Regions from separate parts of the Homo sapiens genome. Here region 1 is linked to region 2. A link is an interaction called in ENCODE POLR2A ChIA-PET data of the cell type or tissue named here. Cell type or tissue: Panc1. All regions are shown on one strand. Links, peaks and the distances in the headings refer to the core of each region. The heading gives the core; the rest is flanking DNA. Region 1 has its middle 18 kb from the start of ENSA. Region 2 overlaps SF3B4 (splicing factor 3b subunit 4).

Evidence for each region. Peaks named below come from ENCODE experiments on the same cell type or tissue, not always from the same donor. Only the 100,000 strongest peaks of a DNase experiment are listed, where the experiment ranks them.
Region 1: POLR2A ChIA-PET joins it to region 2 with 13 read pairs; 2 of 35 experiments call an interaction of 5 or more read pairs at or near these places.

What each region holds. Positions count from the first base shown.
Region 1 is chr1:150,607,763-150,616,093 of GRCh38, reverse strand. No RefSeq gene overlaps it. Among named protein-coding and RNA genes, the nearest start is that of ENSA, 18 kb to the left of the region's middle. RefSeq lists enhancers at 4,307-4,601, 6,942-7,628. In Panc1, for the core only: no CTCF peak of the experiment used is centred there; DNase peaks (open chromatin) are centred at 2,363 and 4,427; H3K27ac peaks cover 1,253 bases.
Region 2 is chr1:149,917,946-149,926,276 of GRCh38, reverse strand. SF3B4 (splicing factor 3b subunit 4) reads left to right here. Exons shown (of 6, transcript NM_005850.5): 4 at 235-441; 5 at 2,263-2,436; 6 at 2,548-2,960. The coding sequence ends at 2,735. Among named protein-coding and RNA genes, the nearest start is that of SV2A, 4.3 kb to the right of the region's middle. In Panc1, for the core only: no CTCF peak of the experiment used is centred there; no DNase peak of the experiment used is centred there; H3K4me3 peaks cover 505 bases.

The sequences.
Region 1 (8,331 bases), core at 78-8,077, 690 kb before region 2:
GAATGATAATAACCAAAAAGCAGGGTTCTGAAGAGAAAGGAGGTGAAATGAGCACAGGTGGATGTGGTTTAGTTACATGGTCTACTTCTGCAGACGTTTGCTGAGCACTTACCGTGTGCCAGCCACTCTACTAGGTGGTGGGGTTAGTCTACTTGGGAAGCCAACTGAGTGAGAAAGTGGTCTCAAGTAGGACTATATATGCCTCATCCTGCTGGAGACTCAAGGCGAAAATATAACAGTAAACTCCCAGCTGATTGTTTTTGACTGGGGCTAAGTAATTTATAGGAGTCGTTGTCTGACAGCTTTAGTCAGACTTGTAAAGTAGGATGTTAGAGAGGTGGGAGTGTAAAAAGTATAGCCATAAAAGGACATAGAAGAGAGGAGGGGCGGAGCCCAATGACTCAGGCGCCTATAATCCCGACAGTTTGGGAGGCTGAGGCAGGAGGATTGCTTGAGTCCAGGAGTTCCAGACCAGCCTGGACAACATGGTAAGAACTCATCTGTACAAAAAATAAAAGCCAGGCATGGTGGCACACGCCTATAGTCCCAGCTACTTGGGACGGTGAGGTAGGAAGATCTCGAGCCCAGGACGAGACTGCAGTGCACAATTATCGTGCTTGTGACTAGCCACTGCACTCCAGCCTGGGCAACATAACCAAACCCCATCTCTTAAAAAAGGTGGGGAGGGGTGGTTAGGAAGCAAGCAATGTTGAGGTTCTAACAGATTGGTACCATGAACATGTAATGGTACCAATCCATATCTTTGTGCTATTTTCTCTAGAAGCACCTAGCTCCCTGGGTACAAGAGCAGGGACGACATTATTGTTTAGATCCTGAGTCAGGATTTGTAGACAGATAAAGTATACTAAGAAGGAAGCAAGGGGATGAAAGTGCTGGTGAAAGATTAAAGAATCTCTCTGATTATAGCTAGATAAGAAAATAGGCTAAGGAAGTTGTGATAAACTGGTCAAGCCAGGCGCGGTGGCCCACACCTGTAATCCTAGCACTTTGGGAGGCTGGGGTGGGTGGATCATGAGGTCAGGTCAGGAGTTTGAGACCAGCCTGGCCAACATAGTGAAACTCCGTCTCTACTAAAAATACAAAAAATTAGCTGGGTGTGGTGGCGTGCGCCTGTAATCCCAGCTACCAGGGAGGCTGAGGCAGGAGAATCTCTTGAACCCGGGAGGCAGAGGTTGCAGTGAGGCAAGATTGCGCCATTGCACTCCAGCCTGGGCAACGAGCAAAACCCTGTCTCAAAAAAAAAAAAAAAAAAAAAAAAAAAAAAAAAAACCTCTGGTCAAGAGAATTCTTTGTTTCTTTCTCTATTATTTATTTATTTTTAAGAGAACTCTTTATAAGGTCAAAGAGCAGATGATTTAGAAGCAGAAATGATTAACCTGGAAGTTCAAAACATTGTAGCAAGAATATAAAATTTTAGATTGGAGCCAGGTGGTGGCTCATGCCTGTAATCCCAGCACTTTGGGAGGGGAAGATGGCTTGTGCCCAGGAGTTCGAGACCACCCTGGGCAACAAAATGAGACCCCCATCTCTACAAAAAAATTAAAAAATTAGCCATGCATGATGGCATGCACCTGTGGCCCCAGCTACGTGGGAGGCTGAGGCTGGAGGATAGCCTGAGTCCAGAAGGTGAAGGCTGCAGTGAGCTGTGTTTGCACCACTGCACTCCAGCCTGGGCAACAGAATGAGACTCTGTGTATAAATAAATAAAACTAAGAGAGTTCTCACATCGAGCTGTGAAGGTAGTTTGCTAATTTATCTGGGGTTTTGCTGTTATCTTTTGTTAAAAATCAACTTGCTGGGGTGAGGTGGCTCACATCTGTAATGCCATCACTTTGGGAGGCTGAAGGGGGAGGATCACTTGAGTACAGGAGTTTGAGACCAGCCTGGGCAATGTAAGGAGACCCTGTCTGAAAAATTAAAAAAAAATAGCCAGGCGTGTTGTCATGTGCCTGTAGTTCCAGCAATGGCAGGCTGAGGTGGGAGCATCGATTGGGCACAGGAGGTTGAGGCTGCAGTGAGCTGTGATTGCACTGCTGCACTCCAGCCTGGGCAACAGAGCAAGACCCTGTCTCAATAAATAAAATAAAGTAGCATCAAATTGATACATATCCTAGAGTAGTTATCTTTTTTTCCTCTGAGCTCCAACAAGAAACAACAGTATTTACATTTTTAACTGGAGACAAAACTCTGCATAGGAGAAATTCAAACATCAGCAGACATATGAGGGCGTTTTTTGGCAGAGGCAACTTACTGTCAATAAAGTCTCACCCCTGGTGAACGCCACCTGCTCACACGTACAAAAGGAAAGTCATTTAGTGATCATGAATCCTGGTTTGACGTTAAGGTCCATGTCTGAAGTGTCGTTTATGATTAGGGAAGTCTGAGTCATCCTTAGGCTTCCTCTATTGCATTTGAGTCATTTCCTTTTTTACAGACCCAAACTGTACAGCCCAGGATATTTCTTAAATGTCCAAAAGTACAGAGTTTTGGAACTAAAGGGACATTCGAGATCATTGAGTTCAGTGTACTCGTTTTACAAATGGTGAAACTAAGGCCAAGAGGAGCATGCCTTTGCCTGATTGCACAGCCTCTGTGGGGCAGTTTTGCCTATACCAAGAAGGGTATAGGAAAATACCCTATTCTCTAGAACCAGCTGATTTCACAGCAAATTTGGATTCTGGCTTGAATTTATTTTTGTCAGAAGTAAACTAAAAATACTTGGTCTGAAAGTCTGAGAGGGACTCAGGGCCCAGGGGAACAAGCAGGCATCTCTGGTATATCCCCCTCAAATAGTTTTTTGTTTGTTTGTTTTAGACAGAGTGTTGCTCTTGTTTCCCAGGCTGGAGAGCAATGGCGCAATCTCGGCTCACTGCAACCTCCACCTCCTAGATTCAAGCGATTCTCCTGCCGCAGCCTCCCAGGTAGCCATCACACCCAGCTAATTTTTTGTATTTTTAGTAGAGATGGGGTTTCATCATGTTGGCCAGGCTGGTCTCGAACTCCTGATCTCAGGTGATCCACCCACCTTGGCCTCCCAAAGTGTTGGGATTACAGGCGTGAGCCACCATGCCCGGCCCCCCTCAAATGGTTTTATCTGTCACACTGGTGCTCCTGCAATGGACAAAGGAGACGTTTCCTGTAGGACCAGCATCTCTTTACTCAGGTTTTTCAATCTTGGAACTGCTGACATTTTGGGCCAAGTAATTCTTTGTTGCAGGGACTGTCCTGTGCATTTCAGGATGTTTAACAGCATCTTTGTCCTCTACCCATTAGTTGCTTAGTCAGAATAATCAGAAAAGTCCCCAGACATTGCCAAATGCCCCCTGGAGTTGCCTGGTTGCCTGGTTGAGAATCACTATGCTTAAGAAAGGGGCTCTTGTTGTAATCCCAGCACTTTGGGAGGCCGAGGCGGGAGGATCACGAGGTCAGGAGATCGAGACCATCCTGGTTAACACAGTGAAACCCCATCTCTACTAAAAATACAAAAATTAGCTGGGCATGGTGGCATGCGTCTGTAGTCCCAGCTACTCGGGAGGCTGAGGCAGGAGAATGGCATGAACCCCGGGAGGTGGAGCTTGCAGTGAGCCGAGATCGCGCCACTGCACTCCAGCCTGCGTGACAGAGAGAGGCTCCATTTCAAAAAAAAAAAAAAAAAAAGCGGGGATGGGGGGCTGTTTTAACTCAGGTCTGGGCCCACTTAGTCCTCATGGCAGTATCTATTCTTATTCCTGCATCTCCATGCCTAGCTGCCTTTTTCTCACCTTTCTTTCTGGGGCTACCACACCTTTATCAGATGAGATCCTCCAACCTCTCTCTACCCTCAGTATCTCCAAAAGTGCCACCTGGGTTGAAAATGAGAAGCAAAAGCATCTACCCTTCCCCCTCTTGCACCAAGGGTATACCCTAATTAGATAGGAATTTACATAATTGGTAAAAATAAGATATCATGGGCTGGCCACAGTGGCTCACACCTGTAATGCCAGCATTTTGAGAGGCCGAGGCACGAGGAATTCTTCAGCCCAGGAGTTTGAGACCAGGCTGGGCGATGTAGTGAGACCTTGTCTCTACAAAAAAATTAAAAATTAACTGAGTGGTGGCAGGCGCCTGTAGTCCCAGCTACTCGGGAGGCTGAGGCAAGAGAATTGCTTGAACTTCGGAGGAAGAGGTTTAAGTAAGCAAAGATTACACCACCGCACTCCAGCCTGGGTGACAGAGCCAGACTCTGTCTCCAAAACAAAAGACAAAGTGCATACAAGGCTCAGCTCTTAACAATGACTGCTGTGAGTCAAGGAAAGACCCCTTCCTTGAGGGTGTGCTGGGAGGGGATAGATGAGGGCATACCAAGAGAACCTTTGCCTTTTTTGCGCAATTTCCCCTTGACTCAGCGGTCCCACTTCCCTTCCCCAGCCCACACTTGTCCTCACCAGTGCTTGTATTTAGAAATGCAAGCCCGTGTTGTCATAGAAAAACAGAAACCAGATGGTTGCTATGGAGATTTGTTTAAATACACACCTAGAACATGGCCCAGACTCTGGCAGTGGTGAGTAGCAATTCTTGCTAGGACCTGCATTTTTCTTCCTCTTAATTTGCTGTTTTCCCACCCTTTTCTATTCTTGCTACATTTTCATGCTTCTCACTCCTGCTCCAAAATGCCACTTCCCACCTACCAGTACTGTTCTTAAACATCTCCTGTGTCTCAGGAAGTCACTATTTAAGAACAGACTTATTTACCCTTTGAGCCTTAGTCCCTTCATCTGTAATATGGGAATAATGACAATAAAAACTCTATATGGGGCCAGGTGCAGTGGCTCAAGCATGTAATCCCAGCACTTTGGGAGGCCAAGACAGGTGGATCACTTGAGGTCAGGAGTTCAGGACCAGCCTGGCCAATGTGGTGAAAACCTGTCTCTACTAAAAATACAAAAATTAGCTGGGCGTGGTGGTGCACACCTGTAATCTCAGCTACTCGAGACGCTGAGGCAGGAGAATCGCTTGAACCCAGGAGGCAGAGGTTGTAGTGAGCTGAGATCGTGCCACTGCACCCCAGCTTGGGCAACAGAGCAAAACTCTGTCTTTAAAAAAAAAAAAACAAAAAAACCAAACAAACAAACAAAAAAAACCTTATATGGGCTGGGCTGGGCGTGGTGCCTTATGCCCACAATCCCAGCATTTTGGGAGGCCAAGATGGGAGGATCACTTGAGCCCAGAAGTTTGAGACCAGCCTAGGCTACAGAGTAAGGCCCCATCTCTACAAAAAAACCTTAAAAATTAGCCAGGTGTGGTGGCACGCACTGTGGTCCCAGCTGTACCAGAGGCTGAAGCAGGAGGATCCCTTGAGCCCAGGAGGTCAAGGCTGCAGTGAGCCATATCTACACCACTGCACTCCAGCCTGGGCAACAGCCTGTCTCAAAAACTAAACTAAAAACCTTATATGTTTTTGTTAGAATTAAATTAGATATACAAAAAGAGGGGCCGGGCAGGGTGGCTCACGCCTGTAATCCCAGCACTTTGGGAGGCTGAGGCAGGTGAATTACTTGAGGTCAGGAGTTCGAGACCAGCCTGACCAACATGGTGAAACCCTGTCTATACTAAAATATACAAAAATCAGTCTAGCGTGGTGGTGGGCGCCTGTAATCCCAGCTATTCGGGAGGCTGAGGCAGGAGAATTGCTCGATCCCGGGAGGCAGAGGTTGCAGTGAGCCGAGATCATGCCACTGCACTCCAGCCTGGGCGACAGAATGAGACTCCGTCTCAAAAAGAAACTTGTATCATGGCTAGCAAAGTGGAATTTGGTTTTATGCTAAAATAAAATCCTAGAGCCAGGTGTGGAGGCGAGTGCCTATAATCCCAGCTACTCAGAGGCTGAGGCAGGAGGATTTGTTGAGACCAGGAGTTCAAGACCAGCCTGGGCAACATAATAAGACCTCATCTCAAAAAAAAAATAATAAAGTAAAATAAAATAAAAATCCTACTCTAGGGCACCTGGGAACCAACCAGTGGTGCCTTTGGAAATCTTGGTTTATGCTTCCTCTCTGACAGTAGGAAAAAGCTATTGTGGGAGTTTCTCCTGCCATGTAGAGTGATGGAAGAGCAGAATTGTGGAGGAGCAGGGTTGCTTTGTTTTGTCTTTGTTGTACTCAGCTGGAAAGCTGTTTAAGGAAAGAATCTGGTCATATGACCTCCTTTCTGCAATTGGAAATGAACGCCACAGGGAAAAGAAGATATAAGACACAGAATGCTCCTTGCCTGGCTAAAATGGAAGAGGACAAAGGAAGCAGAATACTTTCTGGGCTTTTGGCTTTTGCTACCCTCCTCTGGCAGACCCCTGTCCAAGACGCTGGCTGTGTTGTGTGCCAGGCTAGAGCTTGTACCTACTGTAAAATCTGTGTGTGATGTCTGTTGAGTTTTTTGGAAAACAAAAAACTTATATTTTAAAATACAAGGTATTAGATAATACCAAGGGCAGATAATTCCACCCTTGGAAATAAAAAAGATTTTCTTTTCTTCAGCTTGAATGTACTGTACAGCTGTGTTTCTGCAGTAGGTCTCAGCTCTTAGGAACGAGAAAAAGGAAAACATTACCCACTTTGCATTTCACTTCTGTTCTTTTCCTGTGAGACAGATACTACTATCTATCCTATTTTTATGGGTTAAAAAGCACAGATCAATTGAAAAAGAACTGGAAGGATAACTGCTAAACTGAGAACTGTTACATCCAGGCACGTTGACTCACGCCTGTAATCCCAACACTTTGGGAAGCTGAGGCCGGTGGATCACGAGGTCAGGAGATCGAAACCATCCTGGCCAACATGGTGAAACCCCATCTCTACTAAAAATACAAAAATTAGCTGGGTGTGGTGGCGTGTGCCTTAATCCCAGCTACTCGGGAGGCTGAGGCACAAGAATCGCTTGAACCTAAGAGGCGGAGGTTTCAGTGAGCTGAGATCGCACCACTGCACTCCAGCCTGGCACCAGAGCAAGACTCTGTCTCAAAAAAAAAAAAAAAGAATTGTGGTCACTTCCAGAAAAGAATTAGGGGAGTGAGATTGGAAGTGGTAATCATAGGAACTTTTGTGTCATCTATATTTTCCTTTTTTCCAAGGAAAATATTCATATATTAATTGTTTAATTAAAAATTAAATTTTGGCTGGGCGCGGTGGCTCACGCCTGTAATCCCTGCACTTTGGGAGGCCGAGGTGGGCGGATCACGAGGTCAGGAGATCAAGACCATCCTGGCTAACATGGTGAAACCCCGTCTCTACTAAAAAATATGACAAAAATTAGCCGGGCGTGCTGTCGGGCGCCTGTAGTCTCAGCTACTCTGGAGGCTGAGGCAGGAGAATGGCGTGAACCCCGGAGGCGGAGCTTGTAGTAAGCCGAGATCTTGCCACTGCACTGCAGCCTGGGCGACAGAGCAAGACTCCGTCTCAAAAAAAAAAATTTTTTTTAAGTTTTGTGCAGTGGCAGTATCATAGCCAATGAGGTTTGTCCAATGTACAATTATTGCTAATTGAAAACGTTTCAGGCCAAGCACAGTGGCTCACGCCTATAATCCCAGCACTCTGGGAGGCCGAGACAGGCCAATCATGAGGTCAGGAGATCGAGACCATCCTGGCTAACACGGTGAAACCCCCGTCTCTACCAAAAATACAAAAATTAGCTGAGTGTGGTGGCAGGCGCCTGTTAGTCCCAGCTACTTGGCTGAGGCAGGAGAATGGTGTGAACTCAGGAGGCGGAGCTTTCAGTGAGCTGAGATCGCGCCACTGCACTCCAGCCTGGGCGACAGAGCGAGACTCTGTCTCAAAAAAAGTTTCAAGCCAGGCACGGTGGCTCACGCCTGTAATCCCAATACTTTGGGAGGCCAAGGCGGGTGGATCACCTGAGGTCAGGAGTTCGAGACCGGCACAGCCAACATGGCGAAACCCCATCTACTAAAAATACAGAAATTAGCCGGGTGTGGTGGCACACGCCTGTAATCTCAGCTATTCAGGAGGCTGAGGCAGAAGAATCACTTGAACCTGGGAGGTGGAGATTGCAGTGAGCCAAGATTGCACCACTGCACTCTAGCCTGGGCAACAGAGTGAGACTCCAGAGTTGAGACTCTGTCTCAAAAGAAAAAAAGAAAAGGTTTCTGTTGGGCCAGGCCCAGTGGCTCACACCTGTTATCCCAGCACTTTGGGAGGCCAAGGCAGGCAGATCCCTTGAGTCTAAGAGTTTTGAGACCAGCTTAGGCAACTTAGAGAGACCCCGTCTTTACAAAAAGTTAGCCAGACATGGTGGCACATGCCATGGAAGGCTCACTTGAGCCCG
Region 2 (8,331 bases), core at 42-8,041:
AGTGAGTTGATGGGAAGAGGACTGAGGGGTGATGGTAGTGGTGAAGAAGAAAGTTGTTGGGTTTCTTTAGGAGGGTGAAGTTGGTTGACTTTTCTAACATTGCTTTTGATTTTAGAGCACTGGGAGGAGGGGGAAAGAGCTCACCCTGCCTGGAGAGGCCAGATCAGGACAGGCTCTTTAAAGACATTTTCTCCTCACTACCATTAACTCTTCCTTTTTCCATTTCCTCTATAGGCATGCCTCCTCCTGGCTCCTTCCCACCCCCAGTGCCACCTCCTGGAGCCCTCCCACCTGGGATACCCCCAGCCATGCCCCCACCACCTATGCCTCCTGGGGCTGCAGGACATGGCCCCCCATCGGCAGGAACCCCAGGGGCAGGACATCCTGGTCATGGACACTCACATCCTCACCCATTCCCACCGGGTGGGATGCCCCATCCAGGTAGGTGTGCTTTGTTGGGAAAGGGAGGGAAGAGCTTGGTAGAGCATCTCTGTTACCACTCACCCTGCTGCCCTTTGTTCCTCAACAGTAACAGTTTCAGAGTTTTCCTTTCCTTCAGACATTCTATTATAAAAACATACAAAATGCTCTCTAACATCTACCACCCTGAATCCATTTCTTAAGTTTTTCTGACAAGTAGACTCTACTTGCCAGTTTTTATTTCTTTAATCTTTAGTTCCATTCTCTTCTCTGACTCCACCTCAAAGTGGTGACCTAATTGCCAAATCTCGGGGACGCTTCTGCTCCTTATCTAGTTTGACCTCTGATATACTTGAAACTAGTTGTGTCCTCCTGTTTGAAATTCTTGTCTCTTTTTGCTTTTGCTTTTCTAGATCCTCCACCCCTCTCTCTGACTTCTTAATCTCAGCTACCGTGATAGACTCATGTCTACTTGTGCCTAGATTTTTGTGCTTGTTTCTCTTTTCTGCATATATCTATAGTTTTAATTGGGTATATACTGATGCCTCCTAGGTCTGTATCTCTAGTCCGTAGCTGTTGATATTCCAGATCCTTGATGCTGCTGCTTAATAGATAGCGTCATTTTTCTATCCCTCTCCTTCAAATCCATTCTTCTTCTAGTGTTCTTTTTTTTCAGGTGCTTAATTCATGAATCTGAGAGCTATGTTTGACTGCTCCCTATCACCCCACTCTTAATACCAAGTCTTATTTGTATCAGTGGCATCTCTCCCCATGGCCAGTGCCCTAGTTCAGTCTCTCATTGCCTCATTATTTTACACTTAATTTGTTGTAGTAATCTCTTGCCACTTTGACTCCAGTTTTCCCTAACTTTGATCTACTTTCACAGTGTAGGTCTTTTAAGACACAGATGTGCACACACTTGCTCAGAATTCCTCTGTTGCTCCCTTTGACCTACAGAGTAAAACCCAAACTCATTACCATAGCATTCACAGCTCTTTATGATCTGGCCCCTGCCCCTCATTTCTATAACTGCATTTTGCTCCTGATTACTGAGTTAACTGGCATTTCCTGGAACATACTGTGCTGTTTGCCACACCTGTGACTTGCACATGGTAATCTTTCTGCTTGGATGCTTTCTTCCCATGATCTTATCCTCCTGAAGTATTCATCCTTTAGAATTAGATCTTTGCTTAGACAGTTATGTCCTCTGCTACTTTCTCAAATCCTATCAACAGAGTTATTACTCCACTTGTTATATACTTCATCATTACTATTACAGTACCTAAATCATGGAAGAAGCAAGCAAATAGGGTAAGGAGTTGATTGAGTAATTGGTTGATTGGTTGGTTTGTGCTGTTGGAATAGGGTCAAGGATAGGGAGCACTTTTTACCACCCTTCTTTTTTTATTTTTATTTTTTGGTGATGGGGTCTCACTCTGTCATCCAGGCTGGAGTGCAGTGGCGTAGTTTTGGCTCACTGTAGCCTTGACGTCCCAGGCCCAAGTGATCCTCCCACCTCAGCCTCCTGAGTAGCTGGGAATAGAGGCACACACCACCATGCCTGGCTAATTAAAAGTATTTTTTGATAGAGCTGGGGTCTCACTATGTTGCCCAGGCTGTTCTTGAACTCCTGGGCTCAAGTGATCCACCTAGGCCTCCCAAAGTGCTGGGATTATTGGCATGAGCCACTGTGCCCAGCCAGCCTTATTTTCTATACCCTTTTTTCTATATAGTTCTCTTTCTGATGTCACTTTCTTTCTAATTTTGTTTTCTTCCTTTCTCTATTTTCTTTGCCTCCTTCTCTTTGTCTCTTTTCTTCTTGTGTCTATTTTATTTTCATAGGGATGTCTCAGATGCAGCTTGCACACCATGGCCCTCATGGCTTAGGACATCCCCACGCTGGACCCCCAGGCTCTGGGGGCCAGCCACCGCCCCGACCACCACCTGGAATGCCTCATCCTGGACCTCCTCCAATGGGCATGCCCCCCCGAGGGCCTCCATTCGGATCTCCCATGGGTAAGTCGGCTCTAGCCACCTCCCTCATCTGCACTTATCATGTTCTTACAGCTTCCTGTAGGCACACCCCTTGTCCCGTGCCCTTACTAACTTTTCTTTTACTCTTTGCAGGTCACCCAGGTCCTATGCCTCCGCATGGTATGCGTGGACCTCCTCCACTGATGCCCCCCCATGGATACACTGGCCCTCCACGACCCCCACCCTATGGCTACCAGCGGGGGCCTCTCCCTCCACCCAGACCCACTCCCCGGCCACCAGTTCCCCCTCGAGGCCCACTTCGAGGCCCTCTCCCTCAGTAAATTCACATTTTCCTTCCTCCTGTTACATTTTCCCAATATCTTTTCTATTCCTTGGACCAATCAGAGATGCTGTAGCTCCTTGGGGCAAAGGTACTAATCCCTTTCAGCACCCCCACTCCATTCCCCTTTTTAATGTAACTTTTTCCACAGGAGGTATTTCTTTTTTATGTTGGTCCTGAGTATTTTGCAAATGCACAGAGAAAATAAAACTAAACTCCTTGTTTATTTGTGGTGTTTTCCTTGACAACAGTAACTTTTCTCTTTTTCTTTTAAGAAGAGATGTCAGTATCATGAAAAGAATGGTAAGGTAGGAGTAGGAGCAAGGGTGCTTACTCCACATTTTAAAGGCTTATTCTGTAATGTGCTGTTGCAGTTGCTGAGCTTTGCTGTGCACTAGAGTAATTGTTTCCTTACGTAGAGCTTATCTTCTAGTTTGGAAGATAGGGACCCAATATATATAGCATAGGATCGTCATTTTTTTTGTTTCTTTTTTTTATTTGGAGACACGGTCTTGCTCTGTTGCCTAGGCTGGGGTGCAGTGGCACGATCATGGCTCACTGCAGCCCCAACCTCCCAGGCTCAGGTGATTCTCCCACCACAGCCTCCCAAGTAGCTGGGACCACAGGTGTGTGCCACCACACCCAGCTAATTTTTGTATTTTTTGTAGAGGTGAGATTTCGGCATATTGCCCAGACTGGTTTTGAACTCCTGGGCTCAAGCGATCACCCCTGCCTCAGCCTCCCAAAGTGCTGGGATTACAGACGTGAGCCACCTCACCCAGCCGGACTATTGTTTTAAAGTGAACAGATGTATCTGGAGATAGTCTGGCAAAAATGAAGTAACATGCACTATGCAATTCATTGCAGCACTGTTATAATGGCAGTAGATTGGAAACTCACATCTCCATCAGTAAAGGGACGGTTGAATAAACTGATAAATTCATGCAGCAGAGTACTGTGCAGCTGTAAAAAGGAATGTAAAAAAAGCTTTAAAAAGGATCTCCAAGTGAAGATCTCTACGTACTGCTGTGGAGAGATCTCCAAGTGAAGAAAATAATGTGTGTAGTGTGCTACCTTCTCTAAGGGTAGCATATATATATATATATGTATTAACGTTTTTAAAAATGGGTAAACCAGCTACTCAGGAGGCTGAGGCAGGAGAATCACTTGAACCTGGGAGGCGGAGGCTGCAGTGAGCCGAGATCACGCCATTGCACTCCAGCCTGGGCGACAGAGCGAGACTCTGTCTCAAAAAAAAAAAAAAAAAAAAAAGGATAAACCAAATACTAATGGAAATTGATAACACTGGGGAGGGAGTGGATATTGAGGGAAGCTGGATTCTCTGAGTATACTGTGTTAATGTGTTTTTCATTTGGAACAATATAGATGTCTTACATAATTACAAAACAAAATGAGTAAATGGAGACAGTAAATGTTCCATACGTGTTCCATTTTGTTCTGTTCCTACAGATGTCTGTAAACAGTCATCTCAGATAAGGAGTTTGTATTTCAATTTTTTTTCTCATTTCTCAGTCCTTCCAAACTTGATTTTCATCACGTGTAAATCTCAGTTTAAAGACTTTTCAGTAGACCAAATCCAATGGCCTTTTTCTCCCCCATGTTCTTTGCCACATTAATCCTGTTAAGTCACCCCTTCCTTGAAGTGCCCTCTGGCTTATGTAACTGTGAACTTTACTAAATTCTAGGCAAGAAGTGAGCATGGCCCCCTTGTTCTCGTCCATCATTCTCATTAACATTTTTATGGTACCTGCAAAGGATGTCTGTTGGTGGCAGCTGAGGATTCAAAGATAAGCAAGGCAGTTCTGCTGTCAAAACTGACACATAAGAGATTGTTAATGAAACAAAATATTTTGAGAGCAGGAAGAAAGTTACCTATTCTGGCATGAAAGTCCAGGAAAACGGCCAGGCACAGTGGCTCACGCCTGTAAGCCCAGCACTTTGGGAGGCTGAGGCGGGCAGACCACCTGAGGTCAGGAGTTCGAGACCAGCCTGGGCAACATGGTGAAACTCCGTCTCTACTAGAAATACCAAAAATTAGCCAGGTGCAGTGGTGGGCGCCTGTAATCCCAGCTACTCAGGAGGCTGAGACAGGAGAATCGCTTAAATCTGGTAGGTGGAGGTTGCAGTGAGCCGAGATCAAGCCATTGCACTCCAGCCTGGGCAACAAGAGCGAAACTGTCCCCCACCTCCCACCTTAAAAAAAGAAAAGTCCAGGAAAACTTCCTGGGAAAAAGGTGATACCTGCATTTAATCTTCAAGGAAGGATAGACCTTTCCCAGGCAAGGAGAAATTCAATCCAGGTGGATGGGATGTTTCTGAGGAGAAACAGATTGATAAATAGCATGGTGTATAATGCACTAGAGCTGTTTGGGATTGGAGGCAGGCTGAGGTCAGAGCCAGTTAGGGAGCTCCCAAAAACCATTTTTCAGCCCTTTTTCACATCATGGCAGGGAACCATTTGAAACAAAATTGAGGTAAGGGGAGGCAGCTGCTTCAGCCTGGAGGCTGTTGGCTCGGAAATTCTAGCTGCCCCAGTTTGATATGCTTATTAGATGTTCGTGTGGTGATATTGAATAGACAGAGATTTTGAGTCTGGGCTTGATGGGAAGGTCTGGACTGCAGATATAAATGGGAATCATCAGCATATAGGCAGTATTAAAGTCGGGACTGCCTGTGGTGAGCAAGAAGAGAGTAGAAGGCTTCCCGCCCCTGGGACTGAGCCCATAGGAACTCTAAAATTAAATGGCCCCAGCAAAGGGGACTACAAAGGAGTGGTTGGTGGGACAGGGCACTGGCACCTGGGGGAAAATGATGAGGTCTTCCCTCAGAACTTGAAAATATATACAGTCATTTGTGTATTCTCAAGGGATTGGTTCCAGGACCCTCCACAGATAATCAAAATTCACAAATGCTCAAATCTCTTATATAAAATGGCACATTTGCATATAACCTAGGCACATCCTCCAGTGTGTTTTAAATCATCTCTAGATTACTTGTGACACCTAATGCAGTGTAAATACTATGCAAGTAGTTGTTATACTGTATTGTTTAGGAAATAAATGTCAAGAGGAGAATGTCTATACATGTTCAGTACAAATGCAACCATCATAGGCCTAACTACATTTTCCATCCACAGTTGGTTGAATCCATGGATGCCAAACCCATGGATATGGAGGACTGATGGTATAAGTTTTCACTCTAAAAGTATGCAAGATTTCTATTTTAGCAAATAAGGTATCAGTGGAGAGTAGGCAAAGTCACCTTAAAGGGAAGAAATGGCTCCCTGCTGGCCAAATGCTCTCCTGCTGGACTTGGCTATAACCTAATTGAAAATGTTAACATATTTGGCTGGGTGCGGTGGCTCACGCCTGTAATCCCAGCACTTTGGGAGGCAGAGGTGAGTGGATCACTTGAGGTCCGGAGTTCGAGAGCAGCCTGGCCAACACGGTGAAACCCTGTCTCCATTAACAATACAAAAGTTAGCCAGGCGCAGTGGCTCACGCCTGTAATCCCAGCACTTTGGGAGGCTGAGGCGGGCGGATCACAAGGTCAGGAGATCGAGACCATCCTGGCTAACACAGTGAAACCCCGTCTCTCCTAAAAATACAAAAAATTAGCCGGGTGTGGTGGCGGGCACCTGTAGTCCCAGCTACTCGGGAGGCTGAGGCAGGAGAATGGCATGAACCCGGGAGGCGGAGCTTGCAGTGAGCCGAGATTGTGCCACTGCACTCCAGCCTGGGCGACGGAGCAAGACTCTGTCTCAAAAAAAAAAAAAAAAGTTAACTGGGTGTGGTGGCTCGTGCCTGTAGTCCCAGCTACTGGGAAGGCTGAGGCAGGAGAATCACTTGAACACCGGAGGTGGAGGTTACAGTGAGCTGAGATTGCGCCACTGCACTCCAGCCTGGGCGACAGAGTGAGACTCTGTCTCAAAAAAAAAAAAAAAAAGAAAAAGAATGTGTGTTAACCTGAAGACGGGTCAGCAATGAAAGTCTAGTAAAGGGAGAGTCCCTGAGGCCAGTCCAAGCACCATCCTGGAAAGCCGTCACATTCAGAGTAGTCCAGGAGTGCTGGCAAGGCTGCCAATAGCAAAGAGGTGGGGGTAGAAGATTGTTGCCAAGAAGAGTTTTCTGGACCCATTGGCATGGCTGCTTATTGCAGATGGCCAGATGCCATTAAAGATACAAATCCTCCAGTAATGTCATTGTGCATTTATACATTGACATTATGATTCTGATTTGGCTTCAGGGAGAGAATGTACTAGACATGTAGATATGAGTTTTCAGTCTGAGTGACAGTTAAATATTTATGATAAATTAATATTTATGTATTATGGCTTTATATTTCAGAAGATTGTGAACTTTGTTGGCATGAATGATTATTTCCAAGATCCAGCTTTGGAGTCTGCAAAGCCCAGGCCCGTGTCCCTGTCAGAGGTAAATTCAACCTGGCAAATGTTACCTGTGTGGTCTCTTCGGACATAGCCTGTCAGCCTTCTCCATGTATATATATCAGCATTCTGAAGCCTCCACATTTAGTAAGGCAGAATCACACGCTATTAGATCTGAGAGGGACCTGATGCAGTATCTAGTCCAAGCCCCCCTTTTCCAGATGAGAAACCTGAAGTTCACAGATGTGGAGAACTTGACCAAGAGTTGACAGCTTGTTAGCAGTGAGAACCCAGGTCCAAGCCCAGGTCAGTGCTGTCTGGAAGGTCCTGACCTTATCTGGCATAGACACATTCAGGATGTATTTCCCCAAATCACCATATTCCCTCTCACTCCTTCGGCAGGGATGGTCATCAAGTGTCACCAAGTGGCATGTCTTGGATCTCTGAGTCCAGGTTATTGATGCAAGAGCAAAGGAAAGATGAAGGGAAAAGCTGAAACAATTTACTTCTTCCTGCCCGGGAAGTACAAGTGTGTGGAGGGGAGGGGAGGGAGGTAGAGGAGAGTAAGAGAAAATGGAGAAGGGTATTGAGAGGATCCTTTTTGAGTCATTGGAGCAAATTAATGGAAGGGGAACTGTCCGGTTGGTCAGGTCTGTAAAAATCCCTCAACTTCCCCAGTACTTCTGCTACCACCAACTGAATGGACAGGATGAGGAGGTGTCCACTGTAAATAAGTAACCTGGACTGTTTTGTGAGGAAAGAGATGGAAGGAATCCAGGGGTCTCTGACTCTGGCAGTTCAGGATAGAAACCACACCTTGTTATCTCTGCTTTCTCTAAAATGTCCAGGTAAACTTGGAATAGGAGCACTCTGGATTTGGGAGACTGTTGTGAAAAAGGAGTTTGAGAGCAGTGGAGAAGGCAAGGGAGGTGTTTTGAAGGCAGCAAAAGCCCCTGAAATTATTGGGTCCTGCCATACTGAGACTGGGGTGCTAAGGAAGGGGCTGCCACATTCCCCATCTCCCTGTCTTCCCACTTGTCTTCCTAACATCACTGTTTTTTTCTTTAGTTCCTTCTATCTTTTACTAGGAAGGGCCTGGGAAGGGCTGGGTGCCATTTCCAGCTGTTCTTGTGACAACCTCCGGCCCTTTCATCATTTCTCCCCGTGCCCTGACTCCCTCCCCATCCTC